Linked DNA regions of Homo sapiens: region 2 is linked to region 1. Evidence: chromatin contacts called from ENCODE Hi-C data. All regions are on one chromosome and are shown on one strand. The core of a region is the stretch at or near the end of the contact, and the rest is flanking DNA. Distances in the headings are between cores, read along the strand shown.

Region 1 (7,660 bases), core at 1,605-4,104:
TACTGGGGGAGGGAGGTTGTGGAGCCAATCTCCTGCATATACCAAGGACCAACTGTAATTTCTACATTTCTTGTTTAGGTTAAGAATCTACCTGGGAGCAAAAAAAAAAAAAAAAAAAAAAAATTCCAGCTGAAATCTACATGTGAACCTAGAGTGGACAAAAATATCTTTGGTTAAGACAGGAATGACCACCATATTATATCACCATCCCAGGAAAAACTAAAATGATATTAATCATCAGCTTTTAATAAGAAATGAATGTGATTTAAGCTGTTTTCCTTTTTGCAAAGCTACCCGTCTTACAGAAGAATCAATTTCTCCCTTCTCCCTCATTAACTCTGAGTGTGTTTAGATAGTAGAATGATCAGATTTTTAAATTAGGTGTTTGTGTAACAATTACCAAATTTGTCTTATCATAGGATTCATTTGAGATGTTTATTAAAAACCCCCAGAAGATTTTGATTCCATAGATTTGGGATGGAGTGCCCACAAATCAGTATTTTTTTTTTTTTTTTTTTTTTTTTTTGGTGGCAGGTTTAACCAAAGGAATCAGTATCTTTAAGAAACTCTCCATGGCTGGGCATGGTAGCCTGGGTGACAGAGTAGGACCCTGTCTCAGAAAAATATTAAAAAGAAAATAAAAGAAACCCTCCAGGTGTGGTTTATGGTCATGTGTACCTGAGACACCTAATGTTACATGTTAAAAAAGATCGCTGTTGGCATGAGATTCAATTTGAACTGACAAAGCATGCGCAGGTCCTGGATCACCTTGCCATCCTCCTAACTAGTCAGCCTGCAGTGAGAGCCCTTTATATGGTCTCTGCTGATATGAGTTTGATTTTCATGTATTCAAACCTTTTGTTCCCATTTGGAATATTCTTATGTGTTTTAATATCTCAGGGATACCTGATTACATAATTCTAAAGTCATTGCTTTTGGGTTCTGAACTTAAACTTTTGTTTAATCTTTTTGAGCAAGAATGCAAGTTAGGGCATGGTTGTAAGTCAGGGCTTATCTGTTTAGAAGTCACGTAGGCCGTGGTTTGAAGGCCAGTTCCTCCAGTTGTGTGGCCCTGGCCATCTCACTTAACCTCCCTCACTTTCAGTTTGCTCATCTATAAAATATATAGTTATTATTAGTAGCTAACATTTATTGAACTCTATGAGTCCGGAACTTATCTAAGTTCTTTATATGAATTATCTCCCTTAATCTTCAAAATAGCACTATGAGATAATCACACTTTCCTGTTATTATATCCATTTATAACTGAGTAAATTGAAACACAGGATGTAAATAACTTGCTCAAGATCTCACAGCTAGAAGGTGGTAAGCTACTACCTATTGAGAGGTTGTGGGAAGGAATAATTGTAACTCCTTATAGCTATCTATGCAACTTTCTAAGTTTTATACAAATTTTTAAGGACAGTGACATGGTTTGGCTTTGTGTCCCCATCCAAATCTCATATTGAATTGTAGTTCCCACAATCCCCACATGTCTTGGGAAGGACCTGGTGGGGGTAGGTAATTGAATCAAGGGGGCAGCTACCCTCATGCTGTTCTCATGATAGTGAGTGCGTTCTAATGAGATCTGATGGTTTTATAAGGGGCTTTTCCCCCTTTGCTCAGCACCTCTCTTTCCCACTGCCATGATTGTAAATTTTCTGAGTCCTCCCCAGCATTGTGGAACTGGGAGTCAATTAAACCTCTTTCCTTTATAAATCACCCAGTCTCAGTATTTCTTCATAGCAGCATGAGAATGGACTAATACAGACAAATAGCATTATCAATATTTTGGTTTGATTAATAGAATAAATTTAATAAAACATATTTAACAAAGAGTTTCACAGCAGTTATACTAGAATGTCATTGATAAAGCTCAGTAAACAAACATGCTTCATTTGTCAGAGAAAAATAGTAATGATAAGAGCATGGTCTCTAAAGAAGCATTTGGTTTAATAATTGAAACAGAAGTGATATCTTGAGAAGAATCCCTGTTACTTCTATTTTTGTAAAATGTTCTCTAATATTAGCGTATTAAAGAATGACAGAAGTATGGGCTGTAAGACAATTGCTGAATCCAAAAGAAGAGATCTTTTACATGCCTGGGTCAGCTACCTGGGTTGGGTTAGTATTGACTGGGGGAGAGATGCCAGCCTATGACTTCAGTTCCATTATGGCCACATCAATAAGTAGAAATAAAATCTGATCAGAGTTGTTTAATAAATTTCTCAATATGACCCATCAGTAACTGTGATTCACCCTGAAATAACAACACAACCTGTTCAAGACCCAAGAAAATCTCACTTACTTTGAACCTCCACACTCCTCCAATATCTTCAGTTCTCTCAAAGCAAGTGGGCTCAAGTCCCTCATCCACACAGCACTTCAGAGAAATTAGGCCACTGACCCCAGCTCCAATCACAGCTACCTTCTTTGCCATCAGCTCCTGTCAAGGAGTTGATCAATCAACATTACTTAACTGGGACAACCGGTAAGAGAATCCTTATGATGTGCTCAGGTAATTGGCTTTAAACATTGTAGCAGTGGTAATTTAATAAGCAGCACTATTGAATAAAGAGCCAGTCAAAAATCCTGCTCTCTTCTTGCCTTTGAGAAAAGCTGAGTTTCTTATGGACTTTGTTGCAAACCTTGCTTACATCTAGCTTTAATATTTAAAAGCGACCCATTGAACAAAGCCAGACTATGCAGTAACATACTAGGGATGTGAGCCAAATTTCCAGCTAGAGTTCTGAGCTTTTCCTTTTCAGCTTCTTTCCCCAGCGATCATCCTTACCTTTGTTTTTGCCTTTTGGCACCGTCTCTTTGACAGAATAGTTTTCTCCCTTGGTTGTGTGCTGGGAGGCAGTTGGAAGCGTTTTTAAGAGTTGGAGGTGGCTGTGAGAAATGGGAGGAGTTCCGTATTCCTCCAGCATTCTTCCAGCTGAAACTCCAAAGACTTAGTTAGGAGTCCTAGAATTAGGCAAGAGGCTCGTGCTCTGAGGTCAACAGTAGTAATGCAATGTCTTTACAGTAACAGCATATACTCTTACATAGTAGCAACATATACTCTTAAACATACAGATAGTTTAAAAATCCTTTTTATAATGATGTAATAAATATTCATTCACAAATGAACATATAGGGATAAATAACAAGGTTAAGATTACTCCTCACCACCCAGAGGTAACTGCTGTTGACATTTTGGTATATCCTTCCACCTATTTGTAGATACATACACACAAACAGAAATGGAATAGTCTAATTTCCAACTTGATTTTTTAACTTTCTAGTATATCAATATTGTGTACCTATAGCAGCATTTTTCATGGTTGCATGAATCTCATTTAGTTGATGGTTTAATTATCTAACAAATATTCAGTTCTTGCAGTTAAGCACTATTTCTGGCAGATTACCATGCCTGGATGAACAAGACAGATTATGTTCCTGATCTTATGGAATTCACATTTGTGTTCTGGCTTAGTTTTCATAGACTTGATGATTTCTGGGTCCTAGCATACTGTGTTCATCTTTTCCCAGATTGCTCACCCTGTCCAGGCTCATATCTTATTTTGATTTTTCTGCCTATGTGTATGGTGGCTTGGATGAACCTAGTGGGACTTCTAAGATCTTTCTATCCACTGCTGTCTTTTTGCCTTGATATAGAACTGGATAATTACCTCTGCTAATAATTTCAGTTATTAGGGTTAACATTTATTAGCAGACTAACTTAGGAGACTAGCAAGCCCTCGTGTACCTTAGATAGAGTCTAACTGATGAGGTAAAGAACTTTATTCTCCAACCCCAAAAGACCAGTTTCTCTAAGGAGTCTGAGACGTTTTACATAAACTTATTCAATAAATATTTACTGAACACTTCCTAGGTGCCAGAAACTTTCTAAGTGATGCAGGTACAGCAATGAATAAAAGAGGCAAAACTCTCTGCCTTTGTGGAGTTTACTTTGTAGTTGAGGGAGCCAGACAGCCCATCAATAAAATAAAACAAGTGGTGATGACCACTATGGAGAAAAAGAAAACTGGAAAGGGAGGTCTGGAGTGCAAGAGTGAAGAGTTGTTTTATAATGTCAAATAAGGTGTTCTAGAAAAACGTTTTCCCTGAAATTTCCTAAAATAAATTGGTCGTGATAAAAGGCCTTCTCTGTGTAATAAGTGCAGCAACTCTATGACAAGACTAACAGATATAACAAAAGTGATGATCAATGACTAAGGAACAAAAGAGCTGAACACATTTCTCAGTTAAAATGAAAAAAGGCCAGGCACAGTGGCTCATGCCTGTAATCCCAGCAGTTTGGGAGGCCAGGGTAGGGTATTGCTAGGAGTTCAAGGTCAGACTGGGCAACATAGTGAGACTTCATCTCTGCAAAAAACAAAAAATCAGTCAGGCATGGCAGCATGCACTTGTAGTCTCAGCTACTTGGAAGGCTGAGGTGGGAGGATTGCTTGAGGCCCTGGAGGTCGAGACTGCAGTGGGCTATGATTGTGCCATTGTACGCCAGCCTGGGTAACAGAGCGAGACCGTGTCTCTAAAAAATAAGTAAATAAAATAAAAGGATACAAAAGAAAAATTTTAAAAAAAGAAAAAAATCAAGCCACTTCATTGGCAGTTGGGTACACATTTTGTTAACAGCCTGTTAACAATTCTCCAATTTTATCTTTGCAATGTCTTCTCTAGGTAGTTATGATATTGATGGAAGCCCTGTTAAAAATAATTGTACCTGACCAACATACAGAGAAAAGAAAATACCTAGGTATAGAAGCAAAGTTTTAAACTGACTGAACCCTTAAAAGATGATGGAGGCAGATGGCTTAGTTATCCTCCAGGGATAACTGATGTGGGGATATTAATGGCCTTTTGTGTCAACTAAACATACATCTGTGTTCATGGTGGCATGCATCAGCTGAGGAGCAGGCATCTTCTAGGTACCAGCACCAGCTGAGAAGAACCAGCTTGCTTTATAGAGTTAGCCTTGGCTGGCAAATGGTGTATCCATAGAAGAACCGTAAAGCACCTTGGCCAATTTTCTATTAGTGGAACTTTCTTTGTAAGATTTTGCTGTTATAAAAATGCTGTGTACTTAACCTAATCATTTTCTCAGGATAAATACCTAAAAACAAGGATTGCTTAGTGAAAGTGTTTGCATATTTTTAAGTTTACAGAGCTCCTCAGACTTTAATGTGCAAATGAAACACTTGGAGATCTTGTCAAAATGCAGGTGGGATTTAATGGATATGAGGTGGGCCTGAAATTGTTTCTTGCAAGCTTCCAGGTGATGCCAGGTGTACCATTAGACCATATTTTGAGTTGCAAGTTTCTAATATGCTTTGCCAAGTTGCCTTCTATGAAGGAGATATGTTTTAATAGTATCTTGTGTTTACAAAGTGTTTTAAGTTGTAAAAATACTATCACATATGTTAATTCATTTACTAGTTCAGGACCATAGGCCTTACCACCCATCCATCTTTCACGCATGTGGAAATAAGCTTGCCTTAGCTACCAGAGAATTTAAGAATAACCAAGATGGCAATGAACTTCTTAAAGCCATGTCACATAAGGGGCCACTGAAGAAACTTCTGATGCTTAGCCTAGAGGAGATATTGAAAAATCCATGACAATTGCCTTCAAGAAGGTTCCTATACGGAAAAGGTCATACAAGCCTATTTTGGGTAGAAACAAGTCTCTCTAGGATTACATATGTTAATGATACAAAAAAACTGAGTTTGTCTCAATGTGAGAAAGAACTTTCTAGCCAACCGTGCTGTACAAATATAGAGTGAGTTGTTTTGTATAGTAGTGAACTCCCTATCACTGTAAATATCAAACAAAGGTTAGATGACCACTTGTTAGTGGATAAGAGAGGAATTCAGGCAGCATGTGAAAGAGGAGTAATGTCACTAACTGCAAGAGTCTAGGGTCTGAGATGTGAAATCTTATCATCAATTAAAGTTTTAAGATAGGCATAAAAATGCTGAGAAGTATTTGGATTTGAAAATACTCCGGTTACTATAGGAGAATAAGAGGGTGTTGGCCCCCTTCACCCCTCTACATGGTTAGGGGCCCCATAGTCACCCCCTCTGAACCATTCTTGGATGAGTCCAAGCTCCCTTAATTGTGTATATTATCATAAGAACAATATACATATCAGCCCTGGTATCTCCTCCTTCATTTTTAACTTTCTGTTACATATTTCAACAGAAAACTCCTTAAAACCACATGGTACTTTTTGAGAAGCACAGAGTTGTGAGGACAAGTTCTCTCATTAAGTTGCCTTACACCTTAGAGAAATAACAAACCAACAAGTTCTCTCATTAAGTTGCCTTACACCTTAGAGAAATAACAAACCAACAAGTTCTCTCATTAAGTTGCCTTATACCTTAGAGAAATAACAACCAAACTGGTTTTCTCTTCCCTCGCCTATGACTCAATTTTTTTTTTGTATGAACCCATCTGCATTTCCTGTGTGACATATATAGTTCCATAACTTCTGTGTGTCCTCTATATTTTTGGGGGCAGTTCTTTTTAAAAATAATCCCTCCAAAGCTTCTGAATCAAGAGTGGACTGAGCAAGCACATTTGCTAACCCTTTCAAAAATCTCATTAAAGTGGTAAGAAAGTTATACAAAAGAACTAAATCCATGACAGCCCTGAGAAAGGGAAGTGTTCTGTGCATCAGATTTTTAAAAAGCAGTTTTGTAATGTAATTCATATACTATAAACTACATCAATTTGAAATGTAAAATTCAATGGTTTGGAGTATATTCACAGGTTGTACAATTATCACCACAATCAACATTAGAACATTTTCATCACGACCCCCTCCCCCGAAAAATCTCCTGTATCTGTCAGCAGTCTCTTTCTATTTTGCTTCAAGCTCCCCTCACTCCCAGCCCTTGGCAACTACCAATTTATTTTCCATTTCTATAGATTTGCCTATTCTGAAATTGTATATAAATGAAATCATACAATTTTTTAAAGACTGGATTATCTCACTTAGTGTAACATTTCCAAGGTTCACACATAGTACAGTATGTATCAGTGGTTCCTTCTGTTTTTATTGTTCAATAGTATTTTATTGTATGAATATCATATTTTATTCATCTAGTCATCAGTTGATAGACATTTGGGTTGTTTCTACTTTCTGGCTGTCATGAATAATGCTTCTATCTAAATTCTATCTAAATTCATATGCAAGTTTTTGTATGGACATATGTTTTCATTTATCTTGGGTATATGTTTAGCGGGATTGCTGGGTCATATGGTAATTCTATCTTTGGCATTTTGAGTAACTGCCAAACTGTTTATAAAGCACATTTAACATTTTTTATTCTCACCAGCAATGTAGGAGGGATCCAATTTCTTCATATCCTCTCCAACTCTTCTTTTCGGTTATACCCCTTCTAGTGGATGTGAGGTGGTATCTCATTGTGGTTTTGTTTACATTTTCCTATTATTTACCATCTGGCTAATGATACTGACCATCTTTTAATATACCTGTTGGCCATTTGTATATCTTCTTTGGAGAAATGTGTATTTAGATCCTTTGCCCATTTCGTCTTCCTATTGAGCTGTGAGAATTCTTTATATATTCTAGATACAATTCTCTTATCAGATAAATGATTTGCAAATATTTTCTGTTTTTCGAGGC
Region 2 (7,660 bases), core at 2,018-4,517, 59 kb after region 1:
GGGAGATGTTTGGATCATGGGGCCATATTGCTCATGAATGGCTTATTGCCATTCCCTTGGTGATGAGTAAGTTCTTGCTCTGATAGTTCACTCAAGATCTGAGTGGCACCTCCTCTCTTTCTCTCTTGCTCGCCCTCTGGCCGTGTAACATGCTTGCTTTCCTTCAGTTTCTGCCGTAATTGCAAGTTTCCCAAGGTCCTTACCAAAGACAGATGCTGGCACTATGCTTCCTATACAACCTGAAGAACTGTGAGTGAAAAATAAAACCTCTTTTCTTTATAAATCACCCAGCATCAGGTATTCCTTTATAGGAATGCAAGAACAGACTAACACATCACATATAGTATTCTTGATTGGCATTTTATTTTTCTTTCAGCATGTTGAGTATATCATTCCATTTTTGCCTACAAAGTTTCTACTGAGAAATCTACTGATTGTTTTATGAGTGTTCTCTTGTATGTGATGAATCACTTTTTTCTTGGTGCCTTTAAAATTCTGTCTTTTGACTTTTATGAATTTGATTATGTGTCACAGTGAAGATCTCTTTATGTTTAATCTAACTGAATTCTTTGGGATTTATGGATTTGGATGTTTAGCTCCCTTTCTAGATTTGGAAAGTCTGCTATCATTATTTCTTTATATAAGCTTTCTACCTCTATTTCTTGGTTCTTTGTGGGGCTCCCATAATGCGTATATTGGTTGACTTGATGGTTTCCCATTTGTCTTGTAGACTTTCTTTACTATCTGTCATTCTTTTTTCTGTTTCTCTCACTGGGTAATTTCAACTGATCTGTCTTAAAGTTTGCTGATTTTTTTTTTTCTGCTTGATCAAGTCTGCTGTTGAAGTTCTCTGTTGAATCTTTCAGTTCTGTAATTGTGTTTTGCAGCTCCAGAATTTTTTTGTGTGTTTTTTGAATGGTTTCTATCTCTTTGTTAAACTTATCATTTTGTTTATTTTTCCCCTGATTTCATTTAATTGCCTATCTGTGTTCTATTTTAGCTCACTGGACTTCTTGAAGACAATTATTTTAAATTCTTTTTCAGGAAGTTTGTAGATCTTCATTTCTTTAGTGTTGGTTTACTGGTGCTTTATTCTGTTCCTTTGGTGGTGTCACATTTCCCAGATTATTTGTAATCTTGTGGTCTTGAACTGCTGTCTGCAGATTTTAAAAAGTAAGGACCTCTTCTAGTTGTTAGAGACAGGTTTTGGCAGGGAGATCCCTTTACAGTCAGACTGGGCAGAGATTCTTGGCAGTCTGACATGCAAGGTCCATGACAGGTTTGCTACTGAAGTCCTCAGGTGAGCTGGCTTGGTGCCTAAGTTAGCAGATGAACAGGTCTGATGCCTAGGTTCACAAAGGTCAACTTGATGCATAGGTCCATGGGAAAGACTTGGAGCCTGGGTCCATTGGGCTTGGCCTGAAGCTGCAGCCATGTGGACAGTCCTGGTGCTTGCATCCACAGGGGCCAGCAGGGTTTGTGGTCCACTGGGGTGGGCTTAGTGACTGTCCATGGGGGTGCGCTTGAAGCTTATGTCTACGGGAGCTATCCTGGCATTGGGGCAGTTCTTAGGCCCAAGTCCACAGGGGCTGGCCTGGTACCGGGGTGGGCCTAAAACCTGGGTTCTCAGTGGTCAGTCTGGTGTCTGGGGCCATGAGGGCTGCTGCCCTTAAATCTCAGGCAGGCCTGGAAAACTGGGTTCGCAGGAGTTATCCTGCAGCCTGGGACCATTAGATATGGCCTGACACCTGGTTAAGCCTGGAGCCTGGGACTGTGAGGACTCACCTGGCACTGGGGTTTAGTAGTGCAGGCCTGGTAATAGGGTCCAGAGCAAAGTTGCCTACTCATTTTCTTCTCCTTACTTAAATGGAGGGCATCTGTCTCCATACTGTGTTGCCTAGGCTTGGGGGAGAGGTGATACAGGTAGTGTGAAACTGTCCCTCCTATCCTCTTCTATGTGTTTTTTCTTATTTCTGTGCCCCATTCAGGTGCTGTAATCTCTCACCTGGATTCCTTAGGTCTTGTGCAGGTATTTTTGTTGTGGATGGTTATTAAAATTGATATTACTGTGAGAGAATGAGCACTGAAAATTCCGATTCCACCAGCTGACATTCTGTAGTGTTTTCTTATTAACAACACGGAAAAGTGATTAAATTCATCTGCCAGGGAATTTTAGGCTCTCTGGTACCTTGGGATTTGGAACAGACTTTATTTCTTACCACAGGCATGCTAAGAGCCATTCTTCCTTTGTTCTGAATATAATATGCTATGTTTATCTTTTCAAGCAAGTCTATGTAAATACATTTTTTGGTCATTACTACTGGTTGCAAAACACATTCTCTACATTTGTTGTGTTATGGGAACAGCTTCAGGTTTGGATCCACTTAAATCTTTCTTTTGACATGGTCAAGGGGAGGAGTGAAGGAAGACAATGAATTAGATGCTGAGAAGTTTTCCAAGTTTGAGATTAGGTTAATCACCGTAAAAAGAAGATATTTTATTTTGTTTCCTCAAATGGCATTACTGTTTAATCAAAGCATTCCCATATGCAGAATCCCCTATTGTCATTCAAGTCTGACTTCCTGGACTGACATTCAATTCAGTTAAATTTATTCACTAACTAATCATTTATTTTCACACACACATACACACACACATACATACATGATGTATTATACTCTAGGTCCAGTTCTAAGCACTGGGGATTCAGCAGTGAACAAGTTCAACAACTAGCTATAGAGAAGTCAGAGGCAATATGGAAATAAATGAAACACTGTTCCAGCATTCATTGATTTTTTTCTAATATGTATGTTTTTGTGTCTGGAGAAGAATGACAATGAAGAGGGGAGAGATTAAGACAGCTATAGGGATACCTGTAGTACAGGGCAAAATACAAGTGACACCAAAAAGCATCTAAGTTGCTGTAGAGATTCTAAGGAGAGAGAAAAACACATATATAGAGAGTAAATTAAGAAAGCCTCAAACGAGGAGGATTTAAACCCATTTGAGATGGGTTTAAAGAAGGCTTCCTGATTAAGTTACTTTCTCTCAACTTCAGACATGTTCTTTTACGCTGTGCTTTATGTTGCTGGGGCTGGGACTTTGCAAACTTCATTCCCCTTCGTTCCTTCCTGGTTGCTTCCTGTTCCTGTTAGTATTGTTGCAGAAAAAGGTCTTCACCTCTGCAGCCATGCTGGTGCTGTAGCTACTTCCGATTTATAGTTGTTCCCAAACTCCTAGAACAAGTTTCTTCATGTGACTTCAGGGAGAGCAACACCAGCCAGCTGGCACCCTCTTCAGAGATGAGATTCCAGCTCTGCAAGTTCCTCCTAAGCCTCTAAGTTTTAATAATTCCAACCTGTTTCTGTTTTCTCTTCAGGCATAGGAGAGGCAACTCCTTCTATAGAAACTATCTGTGTGATACTCTGAGTTCTCTTTTCGCCTTTAAGACTCTCTGATACCTTGCTAATGCTTTTAAATATTATATTTGTATTAGTCCATTTTCACACTGCTGATAAAGACATACCAGAGACTGGGCAATTTACAAAAGAAAGAAATTTATTGGACTTATAGTTCCACGTGTCTGGGAAGGCCTCAAAATCATGGCAGAAGGTGAAAGGCACATCTCTCATGGCAGCAGACAAGAGAAGAGAGCTTGTGCAGGGAAGCTCCCCTCTTTAAAACCATCAGATCTCATGAGACTTATTCACTATCACGAGAACAGCACAGGAAAGACCTGCTTCCATGATTCAATTACCTCCCGCTGGGTCCTGCCCACAACACGTGGGAATTCAAGATGAGATTTGGGTGGGGACACAGCAAAACTATATCAATATTCTCTATGTTGAAACTATTGTTAAGGTTTCTCTTTCCTGAAAGCACCCTAACTGATACAGAAGTTGGTGCCAGGAATGGTCCAAGAAAATGGACACTTAAAAATAAGATATTGGGATTGGTTTGGTCATGTCCTTGGACTTGAATGCAGTGCTGACCTCCTTAAAAATTGAGAATCGTGATACAGTAATCCATGCAAGCAATGGCATCACAATTAACCACATTATCACCTCTATTTGATTGTGAGGAAGTACCTACTGAAGCAAGTCCCTTGGTGGGGCAGGGTGGGGGTGGGGCAGACGACAAGTGGCTGCTACATTTACCTGCATGATGGCAATAATGACCACAAGATCAAGGGTAGGGATGGTAACTTCTGAGTGCACTGAAGCACTTAAGAAAGAAGATGACAGGCACAGGTTTTTCAACTCTCGGCTCAAGTCATGCCAGACAGCCAGAGTGCTCCTGTGGTGGATTTAAAATAATATTATTTCTTGCAACAAAGGTTCAACTTGTCTGAAAATCAGAACAAATTTTAATTTTGCAGGTTTCAGAATGACAACTTATGCTGAATACCCAGCCTCAGCAAGTCTTTTAATGAAGCTGAGAATCTCAAACCTTCGAATCACTTTGAGCTTCTCTTTCTAGTGGAAGCAGCCCACCATCCCAAGTCTGAGGATGTTTAAAAATCCTGTAATAACCTCACTGGTGGCAATTGCTTTGCAAAAGGATGGCTATTCTCAAGAAGTACCCCAATCCAGCCTTTGCTGCCATTAGATTCATGACTAGAGTTAGATCTCAGCATGCTTCTGGGAACAGGTACAAAGTCTGACCCCAAAGGAAAGAATTTAGATTTAAGACGGGTTTAAAAAACGCCTGGATTTCAGGCATTTTTCTATGGTTATATATATATTTCATGTATAACCATAAATATATACATGAAGGTGGGTTTATTCAGGGAGAAAACTCTAAATAGTATAGTTTGTCTGGAACATAGTTACAAATAAGACTGGAAAAGTAGCTTTAGTCATATTGGGAGGCCCCTTGTATGAGATTTAAATGGGGAGAAAGAAGAACCAGTAAAGAATTGTATGCACGTGTAATGTGTTTTAGAGGCTCACTTCAGGAAGATGATTCTGGCAGTAGTATACAGGATAAACTATGACAGGGAAACTAAAGTCTAGCTGGCCAGTTAGAGGCCTATTCCAACAGACTAAGAAATTATGATAGCTGGGAGTGGGGTGGTATGTTCCATGTACTCGGGAGGCTCAGATGGGAGGACTGCTTGAGCCCAGGAGTTCCAGGCCAGCCTGGACAACATAACAAAAACCTGCCTCTAAAAAAACCGAAACAAAACATGAACAAAAAATTAAAAAACAAACCAGGCAGCAAAAGCAAAATAGACAAATAATACTATATCAAAATTAAAAAAAATAATGATAGCCAGATCTAATTTGCCAGAGTGGGAATTATAAGATGGAAAGAGGCAAAAGAGATAGAGAAAGTAGACTTTATAGAACCTATCCTTAGATTGCAAGTGGGGATTCAAGCCAGGGGAAGAGAGAATGAGGCTGAAATATTGAGTCTGGGTATGGGTAGCATAAAAATGAGAGAGAGAGAGAAGAAATGATGAAATGAATTGGTCGAAGGCACAGTGGGGTGGGAACAAGCATTGAAGATGCCAAAAAGGAGCATTCTGCTGATTTAGAATGAGATCTTACTGGGATAAAATAGAAGGAATTGCAGCTGGATTTCTGCACTAGAGATTAGGGAAATATAGAACTTCAGAATATTGATAAATTGACTAGAAATCCATCAGGTTTGGGGCTGATACACTGTAAGCAATATAGTTTCAGTAGCTTAAGAAAAAGTACACCTGGGACTCAAAGGGAGTTGGTAACCACTGGCCTCACATGTTTCCTGGGTTGCTTTGGTTTGCAACTAGAGGACTGGACTAGACAACTTTTAAGGCCATTTGTTTTCTATTATTCTATGTCATGATATGTTCTCTATTAATTTTAATTTTAATTTTTTTTTGAGACGGAGTCTTGCTCTGTCACCAGGCTGGAGTGCAGTGGCACGATCTCAGCTCACTGCAACCTCTGCCTCCCGTGTTCAAGCAATTCTCCTGCCTCAGCCAACTGAATAGCTGGGACTACAGGTGCCCGCCACCACATCTGGCTATTTTTTGTATTTTTAGTAGAGGCAAGGTTTCACCATGTTGGCCAGGATGGTCTTGATCTCTTGACCTCGTCATCCACCTGCCTCGGCCTCCCAAAGTGCTGGGATTATAGGCGTGAGCCACTGTGTTTGGCCCGTGTATTTTTAAATAGACTGTTTTCCCCTGATAGAATGTGACTTTCTTAAAAGTGGGATTATTTTAATATAATTTCCTGTTAAATCTCCAGGTCCTAGAATATACCCTAGTACATAACTAGTACAAAAACTGTTGGTAGAAAGCATGAATTCTGTTTGCCCTTTACTATTATCATTTTTATGGAAACTTTTGCCCTGGAAAACATGATAATTATTCTGGAGCTGAAAAACTGTGCTGTGATTTGGATATACTTTGCTTGGCCCTATCAAGTCTCAGGTTGACATTTGATCCCAATGTTGGAGGTGGGTCCTGGTGGGAGGTATTTGGATCTTGAGGGTGGACCTCTCATGAACTGCTTGGTGTCATCCTCACAGGAGTGAGTTCTCACTCTTAGTTCTGTGAGAATTGGTTGTTAAAAAGAGTCTGATGCCTCCTCCTCTCTCTACTGCTTCCTGCCTTACCATGTAATTTCTGCACACATCAGTTCCCCTTTCCCTTCCATCATGAGTGGAAGCAGCCTGAGGCCCTCATCAGAAGCAGATACTAGTGCAATGCTTTTGTACAGCCTGCAGAACCATGAGCCAAAGAAACCTTTTTTCTTTATAAATTATCCAGCCTCAGATATTCCTTTATAGCAGGACATATGGGCTGAGACACAGTGGCACTGGAAAGCTATTTGCAGTAGAGCAGCAGTCTAAAAATAAGCAGATCATGTGACCCCCACTATTATTTGTCTGTTTTATGTTCCACAGGAAGAAAACTGCTTGAAAACAGGCTGGGGGAACAACATAAAACACTGACAGGAGTTGTGTTATCTGACAGGATGCAAATTACACAGTGAAATTTAGATAACCATTTGCCATTATCTTGCTGGAAAATTTTCAAAAGTTTAACATTTATCTTTGAAGGCTCTGAGCTGAAATTCATAGCTCAGAGCCCCTCTTTAATTTACTCAAGCTTGGGAGAGGAGATTTAATAATTGCCAGTTGTGCCTTCACACAGAAGCACATTTTCACCTAAACACAGAGAAATTTCAGTCTGCTGAGTTTGCTGTTCCTGATCACTAAGCCAATCCAAACTAAGGCGAAAGGTGAACAATTGTCAGCTGCAGGGCCTGGAATTAGTTTTCCTTTGGTAATATTGGTATCTGGTATAAACTCTGCACCTGTTCCCTCACCAATCCTTTGGTAAATCCTACTGGGCTGGCTCCTTCTGGTGGTCATGAGAAGTTGCAGATCTCCAACTACAGGGAGCATAATTGACCAATGGACCCAAACTACAGGGAGCATAATTGACCAATGGACCCAAGCTGCTCATTGAATGCTGTCTTTGAACTGAGGCTGTACTTGTTCAGGCTATTCCCAGCCAATGACTGAGTATGGCAGAGATACCTAGGCAGGCCTCTGCCTTATAGACACAGGGCTCTTCTGATGCCCAACTTTGTTCAGGCATTCCCCTGCAGCTTTGCCAAACCATTCCTAGACTGCTTGGCAGTCTGGAATGTTTTCACCC

The links. A loop is a pair of places that touch in the nucleus more often than their neighbours do. Pooled maps may share reads with other maps.
Region 2: a map of heart right ventricle shows a loop between it and region 1 (2.7-fold over the local background). The contact joins the enhancer-like site here to the promoter of FMO2 in region 1. A Hi-C loop is called at or near these places in 10 of 168 maps with a recorded cell type or tissue (Caco-2, Calu3, IMR-90 and 6 more) and 6 of 50 pooled maps.

Annotation. Positions count from the first base shown.
Region 1 is chr1:171,180,494-171,188,153 of GRCh38, reverse strand. FMO2 (flavin containing dimethylaniline monoxygenase 2) reads right to left here and starts at 2,854. Exons shown (of 9, transcript NM_001460.5): 1 at 2,795-2,854; 2 at 2,309-2,446. The coding sequence starts at 2,440. The region is part of intron 2 of FMO1-AS1 (FMO1 antisense RNA 1); the gene reads left to right.
Region 2 is chr1:171,122,303-171,129,962 of GRCh38, reverse strand. All of the region lies in intron 3 of FMO1-AS1 (FMO1 antisense RNA 1), which reads left to right. Among named protein-coding and RNA genes, the nearest start is that of MIR1295A, 24 kb to the right of the region's middle. Within about 2 kb of position 3,267, at least 7 of the 41 ENCODE cell types and tissues checked have a DNase peak (open chromatin) inside an H3K27ac peak, as active enhancers do; they include gastrocnemius medialis and heart right ventricle, where a contact is called at or near this core.